2 separate regions of the Homo sapiens genome follow, and region 2 is linked to region 1. The links are chromatin contacts, found by Hi-C or POLR2A ChIA-PET in ENCODE. All regions are on one chromosome and are shown on one strand. Each heading gives the region's core, a stretch centred on a gene start or an enhancer-like site at or near the end of the contact. The rest is flanking DNA. Distances are from core to core; before and after follow the strand shown. Region 1 overlaps ERICH6-AS1 (ERICH6 antisense RNA 1). Region 2 has its middle 61 kb from the start of MINDY4B.

Evidence for each region. A loop is a pair of places that touch in the nucleus more often than their neighbours do. ChIA-PET counts read pairs that join two places held with the same protein, here RNA polymerase II (POLR2A). Pooled maps may share reads with other maps.
Region 2: a loop to region 1 is called in a map of IMR-90, with 2.9 times the contacts of the local background. The contact joins two enhancer-like sites. A Hi-C loop is called at or near these places in 10 of 168 maps with a recorded cell type or tissue (GM11168, GM12878, GM18951 and 6 more), 5 of 37 single-sample maps with no recorded cell type and 13 of 50 pooled maps. POLR2A ChIA-PET finds 5 or more read pairs at or near these places in 2 of 52 experiments (Panc1 and activated CD8-positive, alpha-beta memory T cell).

What each region holds. Positions count from the first base shown.
Region 1 is chr3:150,719,404-150,726,364 of GRCh38, reverse strand. ERICH6-AS1 (ERICH6 antisense RNA 1) reads right to left here. Exons shown (of 3, transcript NR_121675.1): 3 at 6,219-6,496. It also overlaps the pseudogene SNRPCP3. Among named protein-coding and RNA genes, the nearest start is that of ERICH6, 19 kb to the right of the region's middle. RefSeq lists enhancers at 210-709, 710-1,211. Within about 2 kb of position 4,514, at least 2 of the 41 ENCODE cell types and tissues checked have a DNase peak (open chromatin) inside an H3K27ac peak, as active enhancers do.
Region 2 is chr3:150,841,050-150,848,010 of GRCh38, reverse strand. No RefSeq gene overlaps it. Among named protein-coding and RNA genes, the nearest start is that of MINDY4B, 61 kb to the left of the region's middle. Within about 2 kb of position 3,335, at least 2 of the 41 ENCODE cell types and tissues checked have a DNase peak (open chromatin) inside an H3K27ac peak, as active enhancers do.

The sequences.
Region 1 (6,961 bases), core at 3,265-5,764:
CTACTTCTGCCTAGCATCTTCTCTGTGTATCCTTTGATTTCTACTCCTTACCAACTACTGCCAAAGAGGGGACCACTTGATTCGGACAGCCACTAGTCGACTTTAAAAGTCACTGGTCTCAGCAGGGTGCAGTGGCTCCCACCTGTCATCCCAACATTTTGGGAGGCTGAGGCAGGGATCACTTGAGGCCAGGAGTTCAAGACCAGCCTGGGCAATATAGCGAGACCCTGTCTCTACAAAACAAAAGTAACTGGGCATAGTGGTGTGTGCCTATAGTCCCAGCTACTCAGGAGGTGGAAGGATCACTGTGTCCAGGAGTCCAAGGCTGCGGTGAGCTATGATCATGCCACTGAACTTCCAGCCTGGGTGACAGAGCAAGAACCTGTCTCTAAAAAAAAAAAAAAATTAATTAATTAATTAATAAATATTTAAAAAGTCACTGTCTTTTCCCTGAGTCAGGAGATGCATGGTTACCCGACGAGATATAGGGGTCAATGGGAGGGAAGACACCAGCAGACCCACACAGGATTGTTTCATGGCAAAGTAAACAGAGACACACACGAGCAGGAGATTGCACAGCCTGCTCCCAGGCAAAGGTAGACACATTCTTCTAGTGGGTGGGGAAGTGGATACACCCTCCCAGCCCCTTCCGGCTGTGCTGGAAGCTCTGGCTGCTTGCTGGCTCGCCCCAGTGGCAAGAAGCTGATGCAAAACAACCCTTGCACATTACCATGAGACTAGGCGAGGCGAGACTCAGTTTCCCAGGAGCACCCCAGCAGACTGGGGCCTCAGGCCTACCCCAAGTCCATTCCTGCAGGTGTCCACTGGCCAGCAGTCATGGCGACAATGAGAGGGCCACCTAGTGCAGAAATACAGACCAGGCCATCAACGCAAAAGAAGCCAGTGAGGGCCCGTTCGCTGACCTCTCGGAGTGTAGCAGGCACCCAGGTCTTGACAGACTCCTCTATAGCACATTCCTAAGGCACCCTCCGCTCCAGTCTCCCTGAACTTCCCACAGTTCACAAACATACCGAGTTCTTTCACGACTCTGTGTCTCTGCCCAGACTAGTCTCTCAGCCCAGAAGGTCTTTTCCCACCTTGTTCCTGTAAACTACTTCCTGTTCATCCTTTAAAAGACGCTCCTGAGAAAACCTCCTCAGATACCCCAAGCCAGATCAGCTGTCCTGTCTCCTGTGTTCTTCCTTCCTGGTTCTCTGGAACAGCATTCACCTTGTGATACACTGACTTTTTTTTTTTTTAAGCTGTCTGTTCTCTCTCTCTCTTAAACCAAGAACTCCTCAAGAGCAAGGCCTGTGACTGATTCCGTTTTATATTTTAGGGCCCTTTCCCAGACCAGGAGCACACTAGATGTTCCCCAGGCAAGTATTAAAGAACTGAATAGATGAAGAGCAAGGAACATCATCAAAAAACAGCAAATAGGGTGGTGACTGTTGTTTCCCCAAAGCAAGCAGAGCCTGAGACAAAGCTTATATGAAGTTTATTTAGGAAATGCTGGGCATGGTGGCTCTCACCTGTAATCCCAGCACTTTCAGAGGCCAAGGTGGGCAGATCACCTGAGGTCAGGAGCTCGAGACCAGCCTGGCAAAGTTATACACATTCTTATGGTGTATACTACATGGTGAAACCCCCATCTCTACTAAAAATACAAAAATTAGCCAGGCGAGGTGACATGTGCCTGTAATCCCAGCTACTCAGGAGGCTGAGGCAGGAGAATCGCTTGAACCCAGGAGGCAGAGGTTGCAGGGAGCCGAGATCACACCACTGCACTCCAGCCTGGGCAACAGAGCGAGGCTCCCTCTAAAAAAAAAAAAAAAAAAAAAAAAAAAAGACATTTATTTAGGAAAGTGATTCCAGGCAACAGACTGAAGGACTGAAGAGGGGAGTAGGGGAGGAAAGAAAGCCAGCACAGGTGCATTATCCGCCGGTCACTGCCTTAGGTAACTGAGGCTCAATCCCGCTAGGGGCTTCTGAGGCACTGTGTAGAAGGACCTCAGAATTGTCCACTGAGAGAGAGAAGAGGGAGGTCTTCACCCTCCAGTTCCCATCCCCAGCTCATCAAAGGGTACCCCCTATCACGGTAAGTACCCTGCAAGTCCAGAAGGCAACCAGGAGGCAAATGTGTCCTGTGCCACGCTGCAGGATCCAGGAAACGTCAGGCAGCCAAAGCCAGAGCCATCAGCCACACCTGCACAAAACTGGTTGCTACAGCAGTGGCTGAAGTTGCAGCTGGGCCAACAGGATGTGCAGCATCCATTCAGGTCTGTGTAAGAGTAGGCGAAGTTAAAGCTAGAAAAGTCGCGTTAAGATTATATTGTAGAGGGCCTTAAACATCAGCCCAAAGCTTTATTTGCCACTAAGGATTTCCACACAATGCAGTAATATAAATAGCAGTACCAAGGGGGTGATTTGAGTTCCTTTCAGTCGCCTCCCTCAATAAACCCAATCTGCCATTCTCCAAAAAAAACAAAACAAAACAAAACAAAATATTATCTTAGTAAAAACAATGCAAGTCACCTCCTGCTCCTCTCATTAATCAGTTGCCATGCTTAAGCCACTCTATAGAAATACTAAGCACCCAGTCAGGTGCAACTGTCTCTCTTACCCTTCTATGAGGAAACTCCAATAAATAAATTGTTTTAATGTTTAGATCTCTGTGTCCATCTTTAAGATAAAAAAAAAAAAGGCGAAGCTTAGGAACCTTTAAGGAAGAAACCAGTCAAGGTGGCTCATGCCTGTAATCCTAGCACTTTGGGAAACCAAGGCAGGAGGATTGCTTGAGTCCAGAAATTTGAGACCAGCCTAGGCAGCATAGCATAGACCCTGGAAAGAAAAGAAAAGAGAAAGAAAAAAGAGAAGAGAAAAGAAAAGAAAAGGAAGCAGGGGGAGAGAGAGAGAGAAAGAGAAAGAAGATAGGAAGGAAGGAAGGAAGAAAGGAAGGAAGGAAAGAAGGAAGGAGAGAAGGAAAGAAAGAAAGAAAGAAAGAAAGAAAGAAAGAAAGAAAGAAAGAAAGAAAGAAAGAAAGAAAGAAAGAGAAAGAAAGAAAAAGAAAGAAAGACAAACCAGTCAAGAGGGCCCTCCTTGTTCAATCCATAAGGAGTCTTCAGATGATAGGGAAGTTCCATTCTAATTTCCAAAAAGACTTAGAGGAATTATTCTCTGATTTGCCACTATTCAGAACAGTCTGGGAAGCATTTCCCTATCTCCTCCTGACTCTGGTGGCACACCTATATGAAAATCTGCCATGGTTGCTGTCTTTGTCCTTTTGTGGTAAATTAGATTTTCTTGAACAGTCAAAGATCAAAGGCAAGATGAGAGATTAAGATTTATTTTCTTATATGAGTCATAGCCTGGATCACCAAACAGAGTTCACCAAATGTTTTGAGCAGCGATGACATGACTGAGACAAGATTATGGAGTTCTGGTGTGACGTTTAATTAAAACTCTTCATCTGATCAAGGGCACTGTCACTGTTGGTGACAATGTAAATTACCCATCACCCAGAAATTCTGCCTCTGGGAATTTATCCTAAGACACTAATAAAGAATGTGGGCTTACACTTAGCTACACGAATATTCACCAGACTGCTCTTTAAAAAAAGCAAAAATTGAGAAACAGCTTAAATTCCCAAAAGAAAGGGATTAGTTTTAAAAAAAAAAAAAAGATAGATGTAGGGCTGGGCATGGTGGCTCACACCTGTAATCCCAGAACTTTGGGATTCCAAGGCAGGTGGATCACTTGAGCTCAGGAGTTCAAGACCAGCCTGGGCAACATGGCAAAACCCTGTCTGTACCAAAAATACAAAAAATTAGCTGGGCATGGTAGTGCACGCTTGTGGTACCAGCTACTCAGGAGGCTGAGGTGGGAGGATGAGGCCAAGGTTGCAGCGAGTCAGATCACGCCACTGCACTCCAACCTGGGTGACAGAGTATAGACACCATCTCAAAAAAAATTTTTAAAAGATAGGTGTTCCATGCTGCCATAAATGTAAACACTATATATATGTACACACACACATATATTTATATATTATACTCTGACATAAGGTTAAAAGAATCTGTAGTATTCCCCAGGTTAATATTGGATGGATGGGATTATGAATATTTTAGATGTTCTTTTTGCATGATTTTCACATTATGAGCATGAACTTTTATAATCCAGAAAAATAATGAAAAATATTCACTGGTTAGGGGTGCAGTTTAGAGTCCCATTGCTCAGGCATAAAGTGAGCATAAATTTCCCTCTTTTTCTGTCTGCAGCTCATGAAGCAGTTTAGTCCAACAGACATTATCCAGCTTCTCTAGGGCATGCCCAGCACTGCAAACTGCTGGGGATGCAAAGGTGAAGATGGGGTACGTTTCCTGCCCCTGAGGGACTCAGGCCGAGTGAGCCCATATACACCTCAACAGAAATGCACTGGACATCTCAGGGAAGCCTAGAATTTGAAGCACTCCTGGGCCTCCCAGAGACTAGATATTACATTAAAGTGCGTTGTAAGGCAGCACTATACTAATGTAGGCTTCCAAATGCCTCCCATCGGAGGAACCGGCTCACGGGAGAAGCTAAGTGCTCTCAGGAGAGCTGGGGTGTGGAGTGAACAGCACGTGAGGAAATGGTTATGTGACATCTTTATGGCAGGCACATACAGGCAGGATTTTTTAAAATGCCGCAGCTATCCTTCCAGTAGGAATACTCATCCGATAGAGTAATAATACTTCCCTCCTATAGGAGAATACTACAAGACACTATATTAAAGGAAGACATTTCACTTTCCTTTGATACTAGACATCTTCTATCTTCTTGTCTGAATTTCAAGTGTGCTGATGCCGATTTTCTTCATTGCAATTGCATGCTTCCCTCTAGTGTTCGTCTATATTATTACACCCTGTTGTAATAGGTTGAAGATGGAGGGGAGGGAGGTCTGGGGGAAAGTAAATGTATAGGGCATGGGATAGAACTGTCGAAAGCATGCAAACAATAGCCACTTAAATGGTGAAACATAATCAATGGTCCAATTTTTTCTGTAACAATAAAAAATGTTCTTGTTTTGGGTCGGAATAACGACAGCTAATATTTATTTATCATGTGCCAGGCACAATGCTAAGAGCATTGCAGGTATTAAATCATTTAATCCAATAGAAGAAATAAGACGTAGTGTTTCATAGATCACTAGGGTGATTATAGTTTAGAATAACCTATTGTATATTTCAAAATAGCTAAGAGAATAATACAAATGTTTCCAGCAAAAAGGAAGGACAAGTATTTAAGGTGGTGGCTGTCCCAATTACACTGATTTGTTCTTAACAAGTTATATAAATATATTAAATTATCATATGTACCCCCAAAACACATATATCTATTATGTATCAATAAAAAATAAAATTCAAAAAAATTTCATCCAACAATCCAAAGAGGGAAGAACTATTAGCTGCTCTGCGCATGTGCAGTGCTTCAATGTCACATCAAAACAAAGCAAAATCAGGGAAGAGAGTGGTTAACGGGCTACAGAGCAACATGCCTAAGTTTTGTTGTGACTTCTGCAATACATACCTCACCCACGACTCTCCATCTGTGAGAACCTACCATTGCAGTGGAAGGAAACACAAAGAGAATGTGAAAGACTACTACCAGAAATGGATAGAAGAGCAGGCTCGGAGCCTGGCTGACAGAACAAAGACTGCATCTCAACAAGGAAGAACACCTCCTACTCTGTTCTCTGTTCCTCCTCCTGCAGGAGCGATGATCCAACCTCCCCCCAGTCTCTTCCTGTTCCTCACCAGGTATGATGCCAGCACCCCAGCTGGGGGGCCCTCCCATGATGCCAATGATGGCCCCCCCCTCCTCCTGGATGATGCCAATGGGATGTGCTCCTGGAATGAGGCTGCCCATTGGAGGTGATATCATTTGGCTCTGTGTCCCCACTCAGATCTCACCTTGAGTTGTAATAATCTTCACATGACATGGGAGGGACACGGTGGGAGGTAATTGAATCATGGGGGTGGGTTTTTCTCATGCTGTTCTCGCGATAGTGAATAAGTCTCATGAGATCTGATGGTTTTATAAAGGGGACTTCCCCTGCACACGCTCTCTTGCCTGCTGCCATGTAAGATGTCCCTTTGCTCTTCCTTTGTCTTCCGCCATGATTGTGAGTACTCCTTAGCCATGTGGAACTGTGAGTCCATTAAACCTCTTTCCTTTATAAATTATCCAGTCTCAAGTTGTCTTTATTTGCAGCATGAGAACAAACTAACACAGGAGGCCACATGCCAATGATGCCTGGGCCCCCAGTGATGAGTCCTCCCACCCTCCCACAATGGTGCCCACTTGGACCCAAATGACTCGACCAGACAGATAAGAGTAGAGGGGAGGCCTCTTTAGATCAGTTTTATATTACTTGTTCTGCTTCACAAGGAGATCATGGTGCTGTGACTCTGGGTATTTTCTTAATAGCATGACAAAGAAGACTTGCTCCTCCTTCCTATCAAAGAGAGAATAGTATTAGACGGGAGAAGTGGGACCAGAAAAAGTGCAGTTTTCATTTGTATTGTGAAATGTGAAAATAAAATTATCGACTCTATCAGTTAAAAAAAAGAAAAGCAAAATCAAGGGGCATATGATGGACAGAGAAAGGAATATCAGAATGAAGATACACGCAGATGGCAGGGTCAGTGCTCTATACTGCTGTTACATTAACTGTTGTTAATAATATCTGGGTGGGGAGCTTTCAATTTACCCTCAAAAGTAAACCATTTCCTTTCCTTTTTAAAAAACAACTTTTTTAGGATATAGTTCACATACCATACAATTCACCCACTTGAAGTGTACCATTCAGTGGTGTTTAGTATGTTCACAGAGATGTGTAAGAACACCACAATCAATTCTAGATCATGTTCATCACCCCTAAAAGAAATCACACACCCATCAGCAGTCACCGCCCATTTCC
Region 2 (6,961 bases), core at 2,086-4,585, 120 kb before region 1:
TAGAAGGGAATTATAAGTTTTTTTTTAAAAATGGAGCATTAATATCAAAAGTACACTGATGCAAAAGTAGAATCTGGTCCTCTCCATTGAAACAGGATTTCCTTGGAGTAAGCCTCTTCTTTTAATAGGAAGTTGTAAAAGGTATTTTAGATAATTGGCCTGTGAAACAAAAGTAGGGTGTTTTATTAAAATAATTTCCTGTTCTTCATGTTGTCTTCTATTAGATCTTTGATTACTTAAGAAAATTGAGTCTTCTCAATATTAAAAGAGCTAAGTTTTTTGTCCAAAATGATGTAAACTTCTATATTTGCCTTTAAAATCTTTGATGGCCACTTTGCAGATTTTTAGGTTAAGTCAGCCAGTACTGAAATTGCTGACATCAGCAATTTGAATGAACTTTGTAAGGTTAATCCAATTCAACTTATATATGATAATCTATCTAATAAACAGGGCTATGCACCTGAATTGGAGAAAAAAAATTGACATTTTGAAGAATGTAAATGCAATGTTAAACATGAACTCATGGAGAGCATAGACGGTCACCTATCCTTCCTGAGTCTTTCAAGCTCCCATTAAAAGTTCTGCACACCATGACTTATCATGGAAAAGATAAAATGATTAAAATTATAAAAATGTGGTGTGGTGACTGCTCTAAGGTTGCCAAAATGGCTTATGACCAATGTTTGGTTTGTCAAACTCATATTCCTGGGGAGACAATCAAAACTGAAGGTATGTTTCTGCTACCTAATGGGCTGTTTGACCATTTATAGAGAAATTTCATTCAATTGCCATTTTCAACACGTGTTTTTCTGGTTATATAGAAGCATTCCCATGCAGGAAAGCTGATGTGATAACAGTAGCTTAAAAGTTACTAGAAAGTTTGTTTCCCTCATGGGGCATTCCTGGAGAAATCTCCAACAATAGAGGTACTTGTATAACTGGACAAGTTGTAAAATAGTTAAATAAGGTATTATAGATACAGTAACATTAGGGAAAGCTAACTGAATTGACTGGATTGGCTTGGTCAAAGACATTGCAGATTGATGGCAATAAGATCCACTTCCACTGAAAAAAATAAGTTGACCCCTTATGAAATAGTCACTGGAAGGCCTATACCCCTAATAATAAAACCTCATGTATCTTCTGCTCTTCTAAATTCTGACTAAATGCTGCAAGGCTCTAATGCATTATGCCAAAGTATATTTTCACTCAGTAAGGGAGGCTTTTTGTGATCCACCACTGAAGACAATCAAACCCTACATAACCTAGAACCTGGAGACTGGGTCTTATGGAAACAACTTCAGAGAAAGACTACATTTGAACCTCATTGAAAGGGATCATACAAAGTTCTTCTTACAGTCCACACTGCAGCAAAATTTCAGGACCTTATAATTTGGGTCCCTAATCTCACAACACAGAAGGGTTTCTCCAATTTCTTGGAACTGTAACACCCATTGGAAACCTTAATGTAAAGCTAACCAGGAAAGTTATCCCTTAGAAGCAGTTGACATCCTAGATGTGGACAGCCTTCCCAAGATCCCAGATCAAGACTTCTCTACCACCATGAAACTCTTACTTCTCTTAATTTTTCCTTGCTTATGCCTGCCTCTTTCACTGGCAGGATCATGCTGAAATTTAGATTTCACAGTTAGTTTCTTCTGGGGGTTACTTGATGAAGTGTTATATCTGCCATGCCAAACACAGATCTTTACATGACCTAAGGGATCCTTTAGTTCTCCTAGTGGGTAACTTTAGCAACATTCCTGACATGACTGCTGTTCAAATTGTAATAATGGTAAGATTTCTAGGCCTACTTTTTCTCACTCCCTGTTCTAATTTAACTCAGTAATGGAATACAAAAACAAAACCCATGAGCATATCACAAGACAGGTTTGCATCAAAAGCCCAAATGGAGTTTCTTGTAAACTGACATATGTCCCAGGGTACTATAGCATGCTTTAATCTGTAATAATGCAGATTCAGACCCTTGGGTAGAAACTGCTCATTCCACCATTCCAAATAATGTGTCCATGAACAAGAGAACTGGAAAAGGAACCTTGTGTGCACCCATGGGGTATAGTTTTATTTGTGGAGAATTTCATGGCCAACCTTATGTGTGGACAATCTAGTGCTTTGATGGATGGAAAATGAAGGCCAAAATGGGCTAGGAATTTTAATAGTCCCCTTGTTGCTCCATAATCAGTCAAAAACAGAACATTGGTCCACTATTCAACCTATGTCATAGATTAAAGAGAACATTGCCAGGAAACATTAACCATTCTGAAGGGACATTATTTGTTAGGTTCTTTCCCTCATAATTGGCTCTATAGCAGATTCTACTGCAAAGCTACAGCTACACAACAAACTTCTTTAAATCATCTTGCTAAAATTGTACTAGATAATAGAACTGCTTTAGACTGCCTACTGGCTGAACAGGCAGAAATCTGTGCAGTTGCTGATACTTCTTGTTACACATGGATTAATACATCAGGTATTAGAGAGACTCAGTTGCATAGGATTAACAGACAGGCTGCTTGGTCAAAATGGGTAGACCCCCCATCTGGCTCATTCTTTGATCTACTCGATTTTAGTTAGTTTAGTTCAACTGGCCCCTCCCTCTCCCAGAGGACACTCAAATTCACAATACTCTTTCTCCTTCCTCTCCTTAGTGGTTGACCATCTTGGGCATGAGATGTGCTACAGGAAGCATGCAGGTTACCCCTCAGCAGCAGCCCAAGAAGCCCAGATTATTCAAGAACTAATCAGACTCGGCCAGGCAGAAAGACAGGGAAACCCTGATGGACAAAACAAAGGTGGCAGGTAAGCAATGACTTGACTGCTACTTAAAAGCAAGACAGATTCACTAACTAAGCAATTTAAAACCAAACAGAGAGACAAGAGGTGTGCAAATGAGGTAGATAAGCAAACTCAATTGTCACTGTAAAATATAAGATAGGCCTTCTCATTTGGTTGTTCACAGGATTGTCTCAGAATACAAGCAGTACTGGATCTCTAATGAGGTATGTGCAAACGTGCACACTATGCATCATTTTCAAATTGTGAATCCAGTGCAGAGTAACATCAGTTATGCTATACTCCAGGGCATGAACTTTCAGGGTAATAAAGACAAAAAAAATTGTTGTGTACACATGGCTATAATCTTTGCTTGAAGTTATTTGTAGCAGCCCCGTGTAAAATGTAAAATTAAAAGCCAATTTGTAATTTCTTCCATAGAACAAAATTTTCCATTTTAAAAAGGAAATGGTACACCATGGAAAACACTGTGTTCCTTGAAGTGACCCAGGTCACCTTGCCCTGAATGCTTAAGTGGAGGCTGCTAGCACAAGGGTAAGGATGAAAGAGTTAGCCAAGAATTTAATAGTTCCAAGTATGTAAGGTATGACGAATCTCCTTGTTCTGCCCTCAATGTGATACCCTTTTCCAAGAACAATCAAAGAAATTTTATGAACAGCAGTCATTCTAATCTACTGGCCACGCCCAGGCTGTGTTTATTTTTTGTTGCCCACTCCCCACTGCCCGCACCCCCAGCTCTTTTCTCCATAAATACTCAGAGAGCTTCTTGATAGTTTTGTTTACATGGAGTTTGCCACTACATAAATAACTCTGAAACCTATCCTGTCTCTCCCATTTTTCTGTGCTCCTCCTTTTCATAAACTGCCTTGTGAGCCATCCTTTGTTCTAAGAAGCAAATTTAATCAGTCCTTAGGTGTTGATAGAAAGGTATCTTTTGGTGAGCTAATTGAACAGTTCCCTTTTTTGATGGAAAGAATAGGGAATAGGGAATAGCGGTGGGGTGTGTGTGTGTGTGTGTGTGTGTGTGGTGTGTGTGTGGTGTGTGTGTGTGAGAGAGAGAGAGAGAGAGAGAGAAAGAGACAGAGAGAACCTCCAAAGTATCTCAAAACAGACTGGTAAGGGGCAAGCTGCCCAGAGAGCTGAACTGATAAGACAGGGAAGAATGCAGCCTAGGAAATATACACATTTTATAGAAACCCGTAACAGATACCTGTTCAGTCAGAAAAGTTGACTTCTTGTAATAAGTCTGGCTTATGATTTTGTGTGAGAAGAAAATAACATTTTCTCTCTGCCTTCAGCTTTCTCATTTTTAAATAACTGCAGCTGCAATCTATTTGCAAACAGTGTTAGAACTATAGCAATACTTTTTAAGTACTTTAATGTCCTTCAGACAATAATGAAATAATTATCAAAGAAAGAAAAAATGATCAAATTTTAGTAGAAGTCTAATGGTTAAGAGTTTGGCATGTATTTTTTTTTCAATCAATTTAGAAGTTTATTTTGTCAAGGTTAAGGACATGCCTGGGAGACAGGTCTGTGCCTTTTCTCCAAAGACGATTTTGAGAGCTTCAATATTTAAAGGGGAAAAGCAGACTAGAGGGGAAAGAGGGAGGGTATGGTCATATTACTGAATCCACATGTTGCAAGAGAAATGGAGCAGGTAGGAGAATAGTCAATTATGTATTCATAACATGCTCAGTAATTCCGTACTTTACATAAGATAAGGTGAACATAGAGTGGTTACCTGTGGAGATGGTTATAGGTAAAAGGTTAAAGATCTGCTTAGGAACAAAAGGAAAGACAGTTTCTTGCATGACTCAGCTTTCAGCTTTATTTTTCCTTTTGGCATAGTGAATTGGGTTCCCGAGTTATTTTCTTTTCACATTTCTTCCCACTTTTATTTTTAAAACCTTTCAGAGTAAGCAATTTTGGAAGAAAATGAGTCTCTGGCCTTGGATTTTGTCTGATCTCTCATGGCTAAGAGAGTTTACGCGTAGAAGAATAGGTCCCACGTTGTTAGGAAAGCTCATTTTTAGCAGGTTGTGAAGTCTCATATCCTATGAGGAAAATAGAGGGGGAGGCACAGAGAAAAACAAACAATAAACAAAAACAGGCAACAATCCTGGAAAACTGATATAGGCTATGATACTCTGAAGTCCATACATCAGTAGGCAGGTATGAAAGTGGTTTATGTATAGGTTGTTTTTATTTTCCTCCAAAGTTTAAGTTGTCAAGCTTCAGTTTGCAGGGTTTTAAGAAAAGCACAGCTTAATTTTTAGTAATTTCAAATCAGGAAAAGTGGAGAAAAAAGGAGAAGAAAGAAGGAAAAAAAATGAAAACATTATTTTGGAGACTTGTAACCAGGAAAAGTTTTAAAATTCAGTCCAAATTGTAGAAAATAATAAAAATTTTGGGGGAGGGCAAGATGCCTACTAGACACAGCCAGGAGGAAACAGCTCCCACCAAGGGAAAGAGGACTGGTGTCCTCCTAACAGATCTTCAAAGGGAAGACAGCAAGAGTGGACAGAGGGAAGACACAGAAGCTGGGCTGAAGGGAGAGAAAGTTGAGAACCCTACATGGGGTTACAGTGCACCCAGACTCAATTCTGGCCCCCAGTGACTCTGGGGAAATGGGTGAATTGAACTGGCAAGAAGCAACCTGCTCTCACCAAGGGCCTCTGGAACCCTGGCAAGAGGAGACCCCTTGACCACCATGAACACTCAAGTTGGCAGGGAGAGCTGCTTAGAGAAATGATAGGGTAGCAAGACAGCTGATGTGGAGACTAGAGGGTTGGTGTTGGCGCTTCTGTGGTGGAGCATGGCCAGGGGACGGCCATCGTACTAGGCTTGACTTGCTCCCAGAGGAGACTCCAGCCTAGGGGAACTGTCAGACCTGAACTCTGCAGAGTGGTTTTGCACATCAGACAGGGCTCATTCGACCTGAACATCCCTTGGTCTGCCAGCCTTTTATACCCCAATTACATAAAGTCATCTATCACATACGCCTTTACCATTAGTCTCATCCCCATAACTATATTTATATGCACAGGTCAAGAGGCCATCATCTCAAACTGACACTGAGTAAGGATCAAAACCCTAAAACTCTCACTCAGCTTCAAACTAGACCCAGTGTTACTGGTGGAGGGTCTTGACTACAAGTCATCCAGGTTCTTGGCATTTTGAACAAAGAATTGGACAAAATGCACAAACAAAGTCAGGGAAGAATGAAGCAATGAAAGCAGAGATTTATTGAAATAAAAGTACTCTCCAGAGAGTGGGAGTATGCTTGAGCAAGTGGCTCAAGCGCAGGTTACAAAATTTTCTGGTGTTTAAATACCCTCTAGAGGCTTCCCATTGGTTACTTGGGCTATGCCCTATGTAAATGAAGTAGTGGCCTGCAATGAGTCTGATCGGTTGCAGAAGACAATCAATCAGAGGCTAAAGTTACAAAGTCACACCCCATGCAAACATCTGATAGGTTGTAGGAGGGAACCAATTAGAGACTAAAGTGAAGTTACGAAGTTATACTCCTATGCAAATAAAGACTAGGACTATGACCAATCTGATTGGTTGTGGGACAGGACCAATAAGAGGTACTTTCAACTTTTCATCTGCCACGCAGAAAGTTGGGGGCAGGGGTTCCAAAGGGAGTAGCCTCTGGTCCTTTTGTTACTTGGGTGTGGAAAGTTGGGGTTTTCCTTTTGACTTGGTTCAAGAAAGTCAATGTGAATCAGCCTTAGGTTCCCTGCCTCCAGACCCTATTCTCCTGTCTCACTGGGGCCCCAGCCTTGGCATGCCTTCTTGCAGGGCAGTCTTGGGTGCCCTGGGGGCCTGCACCATAGATTCTGCACTGGCAGGATCATGCCTGACCTGCAGAGAGCTCCAGTGGGGCAGCCCCTGTGCCCACGCACCAGTCCACATTCTCCCTCCCAACACTGCAGTTTCCCCCAGGCCCATGGCAAGTCCCCACATTACTTTGCTGGCAGGTGTCTATGCCAGTGGGTTTTGCTTGCCTTGCCCTGCCAGGTGAGGGAATGTAGCCCACCCCCCTCCCCCCCGTCAACTGCCATTGCAGATGGAGCCTTGGCAGGCACAGAGCCAGCCAGCCTCACCCTTGTGCTAACACTGTGCAGAGAACAGTGAATCC